Regions from separate parts of the Homo sapiens genome. Here region 2 is linked to region 1. The links are chromatin contacts, found by Hi-C or POLR2A ChIA-PET in ENCODE. All regions are on one chromosome and are shown on one strand. Each heading gives the region's core, a stretch centred on a gene start or an enhancer-like site at or near the end of the contact. The rest is flanking DNA. Distances are from core to core; before and after follow the strand shown.

The links. A loop is a pair of places that touch in the nucleus more often than their neighbours do. ChIA-PET counts read pairs that join two places held with the same protein, here RNA polymerase II (POLR2A). Pooled maps may share reads with other maps.
Region 2: a pooled map shows a loop between it and region 1 (13-fold over the local background). The contact joins the promoter of ZNF200 here to the promoter of ZNF213-AS1 in region 1. A Hi-C loop is called at or near these places in 1 of 37 single-sample maps with no recorded cell type and 12 of 50 pooled maps. POLR2A ChIA-PET finds 5 or more read pairs at or near these places in 4 of 52 experiments (Caco-2, MCF 10A, common myeloid progenitor, CD34-positive and 1 more).

Annotation. Positions count from the first base shown.
Region 1 is chr16:3,133,533-3,138,635 of GRCh38, forward strand. ZNF213-AS1 (ZNF213 antisense RNA 1) reads right to left here and starts at 1,350. Exons shown (of 6, transcript NR_110900.1): 1 at 1,098-1,350. ZNF213 (zinc finger protein 213) reads left to right here and starts at 1,497. Exons shown (of 6, transcript NM_004220.3): 1 at 1,497-1,855; 2 at 3,634-4,147; 3 at 4,886-5,009. The coding sequence starts at 3,749. RefSeq lists enhancers at 1,078-1,247, 1,258-1,447, 4,932-5,103 and a silencer at 1,558-1,787.
Region 2 is chr16:3,232,232-3,237,043 of GRCh38, forward strand. It overlaps ZNF200 (zinc finger protein 200), which reads right to left and starts at 2,927. Exons shown (of 5, transcript NM_198088.3): 1 at 2,756-2,927; 2 at 1,275-1,605; 3 at 602-690; 4 at 190-316. The coding sequence starts at 1,524. RefSeq lists enhancers at 2,966-3,025, 3,036-3,245.

The DNA.
Region 1 (5,103 bases), core at 100-2,599:
ACGGAGAAACCCCGTCTCTACTAAAAATACAAAATTAGCCGGGCGTGGTGACACATGCCTGTAATCCTAGCTACTCGGGAGGCTGAGGCAGAAGAATCGCTTGAATCCAGGAGGCGGAGGTTGCAGTGAGCCAAGATCGCGCCACTGCAGTCCAGCCTGGGTGACAGAGCGAGACTCTGTCTCAAAAAAAAAAAAAAAATATATATATATATATATATATATATATACACACATATATAATATATATTCACAGGCATATAACTGTCTGAACAGTAAAACTGTAAGAACACACTAAAACATGAATAGTACTTATTCCTGGATGGTCGTATTAGAAATGTTTTTTACCTTCATTCATTAAACAAATATTTACTAAGCATCTACCATGTGCCAGGCACAATTCTAGGTGCTTGTCATAGGGCATTAAAAAGTGTCTGCCCTCATGAACACTTATCGTTGAGTCGTGGGAAACACGTATATGTCAGGTAGTGATAAACATTAGGGAGAAAAGTTAACGCCGAGCACAGGTTGTTTACAGAGCTGGGGAAGGCCTCCTTGAGGGGGTGACATATGAGCAGAATGAGGGAGCAAGCCTTGTGGCTATCACGAGAAAGCTATCTTTATGGTTTTCCAATTAATTTTCTAAATTTTCTCTTCCAAGCATGCAACACCTACATAATTAAGACAAAACAAACCAAAAAAACTCTTTCCATTTATGAAAGAGATCTGGAGCCTGAAATCATCTCCGGGTCGAGGCGTGGAGAGAGTGGGAGAGGATCCGAGGGTATGGAAAGGACCCCGAGCCCCCCTGCTCTAGATCCCTCCGGGCCGTGGGACCCCTGACGCCCAGCAGCAACTCGTGGACAAAGCAGCTGGTGAGAGAACGCGGGACTCCGGCCAGGTCAGTGTCCCGCTTGCCGCGTCCTGCTAAGGCGACCCGAAGACAGAGGATCGCCGCAGGAGGCTCCGCGCCCCTTACCCGAGGGCACTTCCCAGCAAGCTCGACGCCTCTCCAGGGAATTGGGAGGAGCGGGACCCAAGAGGCTAGAAAAGAGTCTCCCCGGCCCGAGCTCCACGGCCCGCGGCCTTTCGGCCCTCACCTACTAGTTGGCAAAGAAAGACCGTGGCAGAAGGAAGAGGCCGCTCCAGCGCATCCCTTCGGGCGGAGCAGAAGCTCCACTTGTGGCTAGGCCATGTGCCCTCTCCGTTCCTCGGGCCAGCCTTGGCTTCCCCTTTTTGTCGCTCAAGGGCCAGGGTCGCAAGGAAATGTGAAAAAAAAGCGGAGACAAAAGAGAACGAGGTAAATCTAGATGCAGAGCCTCGCCTTTCCTCCCGGGTGCAGGTGTATGACGCGTATGGAGTTTCTGTCTTCTAATAGGCAGCCTGAGAATTCTTCCTGTTCATTGGCCATCGGTCATGGAGAAGGCGGGCTCAGTGGACGAACGGCTTTCTGGGAGCTGGGGAATGCTTGCGTAGCGTAGTTTCCCAGCGAGCCCCGCGAGGACTTCCGGCGCCGGGAGCTCGCGGCGGAAGTGGGATCTCCTGGGCCGTAGTGGGCGTTGTGTGTTTCGGGGGCGGGGGCGGGGGCGGGGGCCGGGGCGGGGACGGGGCCTCTGGCCGCCTGGCTCCAACATCAAGCACCGGGCTCCGAGTGGCCGGGATCAGCGCCCCGAGGCAGAGGCCGGAGGGCGCGCGCACTGCTAGGAAGTGCTGGTCCCCCGCGCCGCTCTGCCAGCTTGGTCCCCCGGCAGACGCCCCTGTACGATCGCCGCTCGCCCCGCGGGCGAGGCTGCGGTGGACAGCGCGGGGCTCCGGCTGGCTCGCCTTCCCGCCTGCCGTGTCCTGCTGAGCGACCCTGGTGAGTCCTGGCCCTCTTCGAGGAAAGTCTTCTTCGAAGTCACCAGAGGATGAGAATGGTGCGCGCACCTTTCAGGGGTCTTGTGAGGAGCAGAATAAATAAAGTGCTTAGGATGGACTAAAGAATTGGAAACAACCCGAATGCATCACTCGAGTATTGATTAAGAAACTAGAGCATATCCATACCGCGGAAGCTCATAGTGCCGCTAATGTCTGTGCAGTAAGGTCTCATTTATGTAGAAACACATCAAGCACCTTTTCTCCCCGCTATGGATGACTTTTTTAGTAAAAGCACAGGAAAAGGTCTGGGACGTCATTTGTCAGACTGTTAAGTCGGGGGGTACAATGGTATTGAGGAAGGGAGAGTTTTACAGATTTCTATATTGTTTGAATCTTCCCTTTTTTATTAAGATGGTTTGTATTTTTTTCATTTTCTTTTTACTTTTCTTTTCTTTCTTTTTTTTTTTTTTTTGAGATGGTCTCACTCTGTTGCCCAGGCTGGAGTACAGTGGTGCGATCATAGCTCATTGCAACCTCAAACTCCTGGACTCAAGCAATCTTTCCTCCTCAGCCTCCCCAGTAGCTGGGACTACAGGAGCCCCACCTGGCTTTTTTTGTTTTTTGGTACAGATGGCGTCTCACATTGTCTTCCCAAAGGGGTCTTGAACCCCTGGCCTCAAGCAATCATCCTGTGTCTGTCTCCCAAAATGCTGGGATTACAGGCATAAGCCACCAAGCCCGGCCAGTTTGTATTTTTATTGTTGAAACAAAAAATCGATTACTGAAAATTGCATAATACACTTTTCAGTAGAGAGTAACAATGTAAGGTATAAATGTGTCATACATTTATATGTACCTGTGGATAAATGGCTTTGGATGGTGTCTGTAAGCCCTTCTGTGACACCTCAGGGCCAGATGTGTTTTGGAATTCAGAGGTTTTCAAATTTGAGAAAGATAATATAGTGCACAGACGATATATCAAGCACATCTCCAGAGGGATCTGGGGCAACACTAAATAATGAAACATATCAGTTAAAATTTTTTAATTAGGCCGGGCGCAGTGGCTCACGCCTGTAATCCCAGCACTTTAGGAGGCCGAGGCGGGTGGATCACAAGGTCAGGAGTTTGAGACCATCCTGGCCAACATGGTGAAACCTCGTCTCTACTAAAAATACAAAAAATTAGCTGGACGTGGTAGCTGGTGCCTGTAGTCCCAGCTACTTGGGAGGCTGAAGCAGGAGAATCGCTTGAACCTGGCAGGCAGAGGTTGCAGTGAACTGAGATTGCGCCACTGCACTCCAGCCTGGGCGACAGAGTGAGACTCTCTCTCAGTAAAAAAAAAAAAAAAAGATATTTAATTGATGTATAATGTGCAATACAGAAAAACACACGAGTGGGTATAGCTCAATGAAATTTTATAAACTGAAGATATATGTTATTAATATTTCCACCATAATTTTGAACATTTACATTTAGTGGAATAAATTGAGATTATAAATATGCTTATATCAGGTCAGGTGGTGCTGCCAAATGAATGACATTGGGTTTTGCTGTCAAAGAGTTATGAAACACCCGGGTTTTGGATTTCTGGCTTTGGGATGAGAGCTTGTGGGCCTGTGTTAATAGGAGAGACAGTCACATGAGCAAGGCATTACAGTAAAGCCTAGAAAAGGCTTCAGGGCCATGAAAGGATGGGGACTGGATGGCTCTTCAGCCTGGGGTTTGCTCGTGTATTCCACATCCTTCCTCCTCAGTCCTGCCATTTTGCTCTTTCCCCAGGAGTACACATCCAGATGCCAGCCCAGCTACCACAGGGGATCCCTCTGGGAGACTGAAAGTACAGGTTCTGGGGCCCAGGTTGAAGCCGACCAACCCTGAGCCTCAGGCCAGGGGAATGGCAGCCCCCTTGGAGGCCCAGGACCAGGCCCCTGGGGAGGGAGAAGGGCTTCTGATTGTGAAAGTGGAAGATTCCTCCTGGGAACAGGAATCTGCCCAGCATGAGGATGGCAGGGATTCCGAAGCCTGCCGCCAGCGCTTCCGGCAATTCTGCTACGGGGATGTGCATGGGCCTCATGAGGCCTTCAGCCAGCTCTGGGAGCTCTGCTGCCGCTGGCTGCGGCCCGAGCTGCGTACCAAGGAGCAGATCCTGGAGCTGCTGGTGCTGGAGCAGTTCCTGACAGTGCTGCCAGGGGAGATCCAGGGCTGGGTGCGTGAGCAGCACCCGGGAAGCGGTGAGGAGGCTGTCGCCTTGGTGGAGGACCTACAGAAGCAGCCAGTGAAAGCCTGGCGACAGGTGAGGGGCCCTTCCACATCCAGGGGCACCTGGATGGTATCTGAGCTCGAGAGAAGTGGGTAACCTGCAGAGATAAGTCTCCCAGAGGCTCACAGGGTAGGGGAGACACAGAGCCCCCAGGAGCAGGCACACAAGCACAGTGTGCCATGGGTGCCTTTCTGAAAGATGCGATCCAAAGTAAATGTGATTTATTTTTTGTGGCTTTGGAAGGCAGCAATAGGGCTGAAGTGCGAATGTTCCAGACAGGAGGTTTTAGCTCCATGCAGGGTCTGCTGATGTTTATTTGCATTTTGCTCTAGGCCTGGCTCTGGGGACACAAGGGTGTGCATAGAGCCAGCTCCAGAGTGGGGCGAGAAGGTGGAGCTGTCCGGGGCCTCTGCTACCTTGTGGGATGTTGGGTCCTTCACATTGGATGCATCTGGGGAGGTTCTAATGAGTGGCTGGGGGATGGGGTTCTGCCTTTGGCAGGAGGGTCCCCAGCTACCCCCTTGCTAAGTGGCTGTGATTCTGGCCTTTCAGGGCTGGTTCTTGCCTCGTGAATGATCGGGGAGCATCCTTGGGCACACAGCATTACCTGGTATCACATTCTCCTCCGGACTTTTCCTGGGGCACCATATTGGTCTCCTTCCCACACCCCAGCATCCTGAGGGTCATGTCCTGTGTCTCCTTCCCAGGGAGTAAACTCTGTCTCCCCCGGTCTGGTCTCGGGCTGATGAGCATGTTGTGGTTCCTGCACAGGATGTGCCCTCGGAGGAGGCGGAACCCGAGGCTGCAGGCCGGGGATCCCAGGCCACGGGGCCTCCCCCGACGGTGGGGGCACGGAGGCGGCCGTCTGTTCCCCAGGAGCAGCACAGCCATAGCGGTGAGTAAGCCTCCGTTCTTGTGGACAGTCGAGTGGCTGGGCAGGGACCTAGCTTTGTCACCGGCGTTGCCCTAAGGGTCACAGGCAGGACAGC
Region 2 (4,812 bases), core at 1,677-4,176, 100 kb after region 1:
AATGGCCACCCACCCACAGCTGGAGTTCTGTGGCAAGGCTCTGCTACATTGAATAAAACAAAAGTAAAATAAAATGTGTGTGTGCACATAGGCTTACCAGGTGTGAATCGTCCCCCAAAGCTAAAGAGATGAAGGACATGCTTTTCCCAAAGCAAACAACCTGAACACACAAAGGCTGTGATTTCTTACCCAGTAACATCATTTCCCCGACACTGCTGTCATCTTCCTTCTCTGACGTGAGTTGTTGAGTAGGATCCAAGCTCACACATTCTTCCTGGCAGTGAAATACATTCAAATCCTCAAAGACCACCAGCTCCTGAAAGAGCAAGAGGCCCCTTTCATCTTAGTAACTGAGGTTCACTGACAGCCCTACTGGTAAGAAAAGCTGACACACAAAGATCAAGGGAAGGGATAGCAAGAGGGACCTATAAATCCCACAGAGGTGCAGCAAAGACAGGACAGCCAGGCTGAGAAGGGCTCAAGGAAAAAGCAGAAGAAAAACACCCAAGAAGGCCAACTCCTAAGAATGTGTTTTTACACACAGGTTGGCCAAGCACGGAAGGTGATGGATTCAGGCAGTAAATGGGAAAACCAAACCCACCTCAGGGTTAGCTTTCAAATACAGAGACACTGTCTCTTGTTCCTTTTGGACTCCTTTGGGCAGAAGCTTCACCAAGGGACGAGGATGCACTGGGGAAAGAGGAAGGTTTAGTTAGTGAAAAACTCAGTGACTCTAACACAGAGACTCCCCATACCGCGAGGCCAGGCTGTCCTCATTCCTTTGACAGGTAACTCATGGCCTTTTCTGCTCCTGTGAGCCCTTATAGAGTTCAAGCCATAAACTCTAGGGTCTTGAACCTATGGCATCTCCCTGTTATGAAAAGAATGACTTCTCTAAGCACCTTTCAGAATTTCCCATAGAGTATTACTAAAGGAGAGCTTAGGGCAACGTAAAGTGTGAAGATGCCCAGAAAAAGCACAAAATTTCTAAAATTCCACATCAACCTAACTCAATAATTCATCTGATTTATCCTTAAAAGATATTTCCCTCAGAATGTTTGGGTAAAACTGACACTACAGAAAGATGCACACTGTTTATTCTGTGGCCTTACTCACACCCAGCACTTGAGAAGAACTTCCTCTTTCCAACACTAGAATTGACTCCTTTTCCAATATACACCATCCTAACTTGAATTTATAACTAACACAGAAACCTATCTTAGACTCCAGTACCTCCTCCTCCTCTTCTAGTGAAACAAGCATGTGCTTCTCACCTCTGTTCTGAAGGCTTGAGCTCACATCTTTCATAATAACCAAGGTCTCCTTGACTTTCTGACTGGGCTGGACCAGGCTTGGCTTGGGCAAGAAGGTGAGGAAGTGCTCCAGCACTAGCTGGTGGATGGTCTTGGGCCCGTTAGTGGCATCTCGAAGTAGGTCTTGGCCCAGCTTGGAGTCTGGCGGAACTCTCAGTATAAAGGACTGCTTTGGCTTTGGGGGCATAGGAACCACTTTTGCAGCCATCATGCCTTGCAACCACACACCACACTCGTTTCGCGGGGCCTCCAGAGCCACCTCTTACTAGAGGAAATCTGCCAGAGAGCCAAGCTGTAGACAGAGAAACCAGGGATTACCCAAAAGACCAGGCACGGCATTACTGCACTCCAATATGTGGCATGGCTGGTGAGGCTACATGAGATCTAAAGAAAACGACAGCTGGGATAGGGAAATCATAACTGAAACGCAGTATTTGAACAAGATATGCTTAGGAAGATGTGAAAGGAAGATCCTGAGAATGAAAAACAGAGACTGTGCAAACCTCAAGTCCAAAGGGAAGGGAGTAAGGGTGGAGCGGAGAAGGCCAAGGTCCAGCCTCCTGAGAAATACAAAGTGTGGCCAGGTACCGGTGGCTCACACCTGTAATCCCAGCACTTTGGAAGGCCCTGGCGGGTGGATCGCTTGAGTCCAGGAGTTCAAGACCAGCCTGGGCAACACAGCAAGACACCGACTCCATAAAAAAAAAAAAAATTAGCTGGGCGTGGCGACACAAGCCTGTGGTCCCAGCTACTGGGGAGCTGGGAGGATTGCTTGTGCCCAGGAGGTCGAGGCTGCAGTGAACTGTGATCGCGCCACTGCACTGCAGTCTGAGCGACAAAGCAAGACCCTGACTCTAAAAAAAGAAAGGAAAAGAGAAAGGAAAGAAGGAGGAAGGGAATCAGGGAAGAGAAAGAAAATAAAAGGAAAAAGAAAGAAAAGACAGAAAGAAAGACGGTGTGTAAAACCCACCAGGAATAGGTTAAATCAGGCTTGGAGAAAGAGCAATGGGCTAGAAGACAGGAAATCTGGGGTCAATACCGAGGACATCTGCCTAAAAGCAGGTTGGTCACTGAATCTGGCCATACTGTACCCCTCGAACCGAAGCTCCCTCCGGTGCCCTTTGGGCGGGGAGGCGGTTGGTGACTCTCCCGGGGAGCAGATGCAAGGCCGAGGAGGTGTCCACACACCGCCTGCCGACTCCTCTCCGCCGTCAAAGCTCTGCTGAGAGCGGCAGGCGACATCCCACTAAGGACCGCCGGGCCAGGCTCACTCTGGGGCCTCTTCCGCTGGTCAAGGAACACCTTTACCGTAAAGCTCAGCGTGCGCCCCTGCCTGAGGCGCTCACCAGGCTCCCTACCCGGCCTTGCTCCCTCAGCAACGGACACGCTCCGCTCCCCAGAGGCGGCCTCAGCCTGGTTCCCGCCCTCACGGAGCCCCTCACCTCTCGGGGCCTCTGCAGCCCCTGAGCGTTTGCTGGGGACGGCTCAGAGACTCAGGCTCCGGGAGAGATAGAAAAACTAGGCGCGAGCGGTCGAGCCCTCCCCTCGCCCTTCCGAGTGCCCTCACAGGTCGCCGGCGACTATTCGTTCGCGCCGCCGCCAGTTGAGGAGAACGGCAGGGACTCGGTGCCTTCTGGGAAGTCGGGCGCTCTGCGGCTGTGACGTCACAACCGGTGCCTTGTTTCCGGTGCAGAAGCCTGGTCTCCCCGTTCGGAGCCGGCAGTCTGCGCTTGAGACGTTAAGACTTGAGACAGGCCAGAGGAGCTCTCAGGGCCGGAGGGAGGCCAGGACGGCTGTAGCCTCTCTGTGGTTCTGCCTGGAAGACGGAAGGCAGGTGGTTGGCTCTAGTCATCCACGACGGGCTGGCACCTCTCCAGCTGCGGCCAGTCTAACCCCAGGGCCTGCTGGGAAATGTAGTTCGAATGCAAACAACCAATGGACGACCGTCAGGCGCGGCGGTTGGGGCGGGGCAGGCCCCCCCACCGCCCCACCCCCCGCCCACCCAGCGCCCGCGCTCCCCCCACCCCCCACCCCGCCACCCCCCTACCCCGCCACTCCCCCACCGCCCTACTCTCCCCACCCCCCACCCCCCTACTCTCCCCACCCCCCACCCCCCACCCCGCCACCCCCCACGGCGCCACCCCCCAACCCCCACCCCCCTACTCTCCCCACCCCCCTACTCTCCCCACCCCCCTACTCTCCCCACCCCCTACTCTCCCCACCCCCCTACTCTCCCCACCCCCCCACCCCCTACTCTCCCCACCCCCCTACTCTCCCCACCCCCCTACTCTCCCCACCCCCCCACCCCCTACCCTCCCCACCCCCCCACCCCCCTACCCTCCCCACCCCCCTACCCTCCCCACCCCCCTACCCTCCCCACCCCCCTACCCCGAGGCTTAAAGGAAGCAAGCTATCTCTCCGACCGGAAAATCAAGACGCCTCCGCGGTTTCCGCCTTTTACTGCGGTTCTCCAGTAAAAAGACTGCGGAGGCGGACAGGGTGTGGCCGCCATGGGACTCCGCCCCCGCTCTGGTGACTCCCATAGGTTAGAGATGGGGCACCGACATTGCCCACTCCAGCTTGCTAACTTCTACACTGCTGTCCGCACCGGCCGTCTTGTTTTTAAAGACATCTTAATTGCCCTTCTCCTACTGTCTCGGTTTCCTTTCTCAATTTCAGCTTCCTACGGAGGCCGAACAGAGTTTTGTGTTTGTGCGTTGTATCCACACTCGGTTCGTTCCCCAGTGACGCACTGATCAGGGTTCGGACAACTTGTGGGCAGGGATGGCCTTATTTCTCGATGTAATACCAGCCTCCAGAAAGTTGACAAAAGTAAAAATATAAATGAATGCCTCTTCTTAAAGTTAATTATACCTGACTAATGGCTGACGATGGCTTAAAATATGTTACAAAGAAACGAGTATGAAAACTGTGTGGCACCAAGACATTCTAGAAAAATAAGGAATATCTGCCTTTTCAGATCAAAATTTACTAAAAAGCCTCCGTTAATCAAAGCATTATGGTTTGAATTATGAGGCAAAACAGATAACTGAGATGTCTTGAAGTAAAATATAAACCTGTGTGATTGTATTTTTTAAGAACTTTTTCTTGACTCTGTTAACAAACAAGAAATAGACTGGAAGATAATTGTAAAGATTAGCTACACAAAAGATTATACATTCCTAAGACAAAATGAACCCCTGCCAACTGACAAAAAGCAAAGGCAATGAGGAGCTCTTCCCGAGAGGAGGAAAACTAATTGGTCATTAACATTTAAAAAGATGCTTAACCACACTACTAGTCAAGATTATCACTTTTAAAGGGAACCACATTTTTCACCTATCAAACAATGAAGGTGGAGAAATAGGCACTCCTTTCGCTGGTAGTGTGGTGTGTGAAGTCATCTTGTAATATATATTAAAATTAAAAGTACAAGTATGTACCCTTTGACCTTCACAATCTCATCTGTGAATCTGATGTCTACAAATTTCTTGTAGAA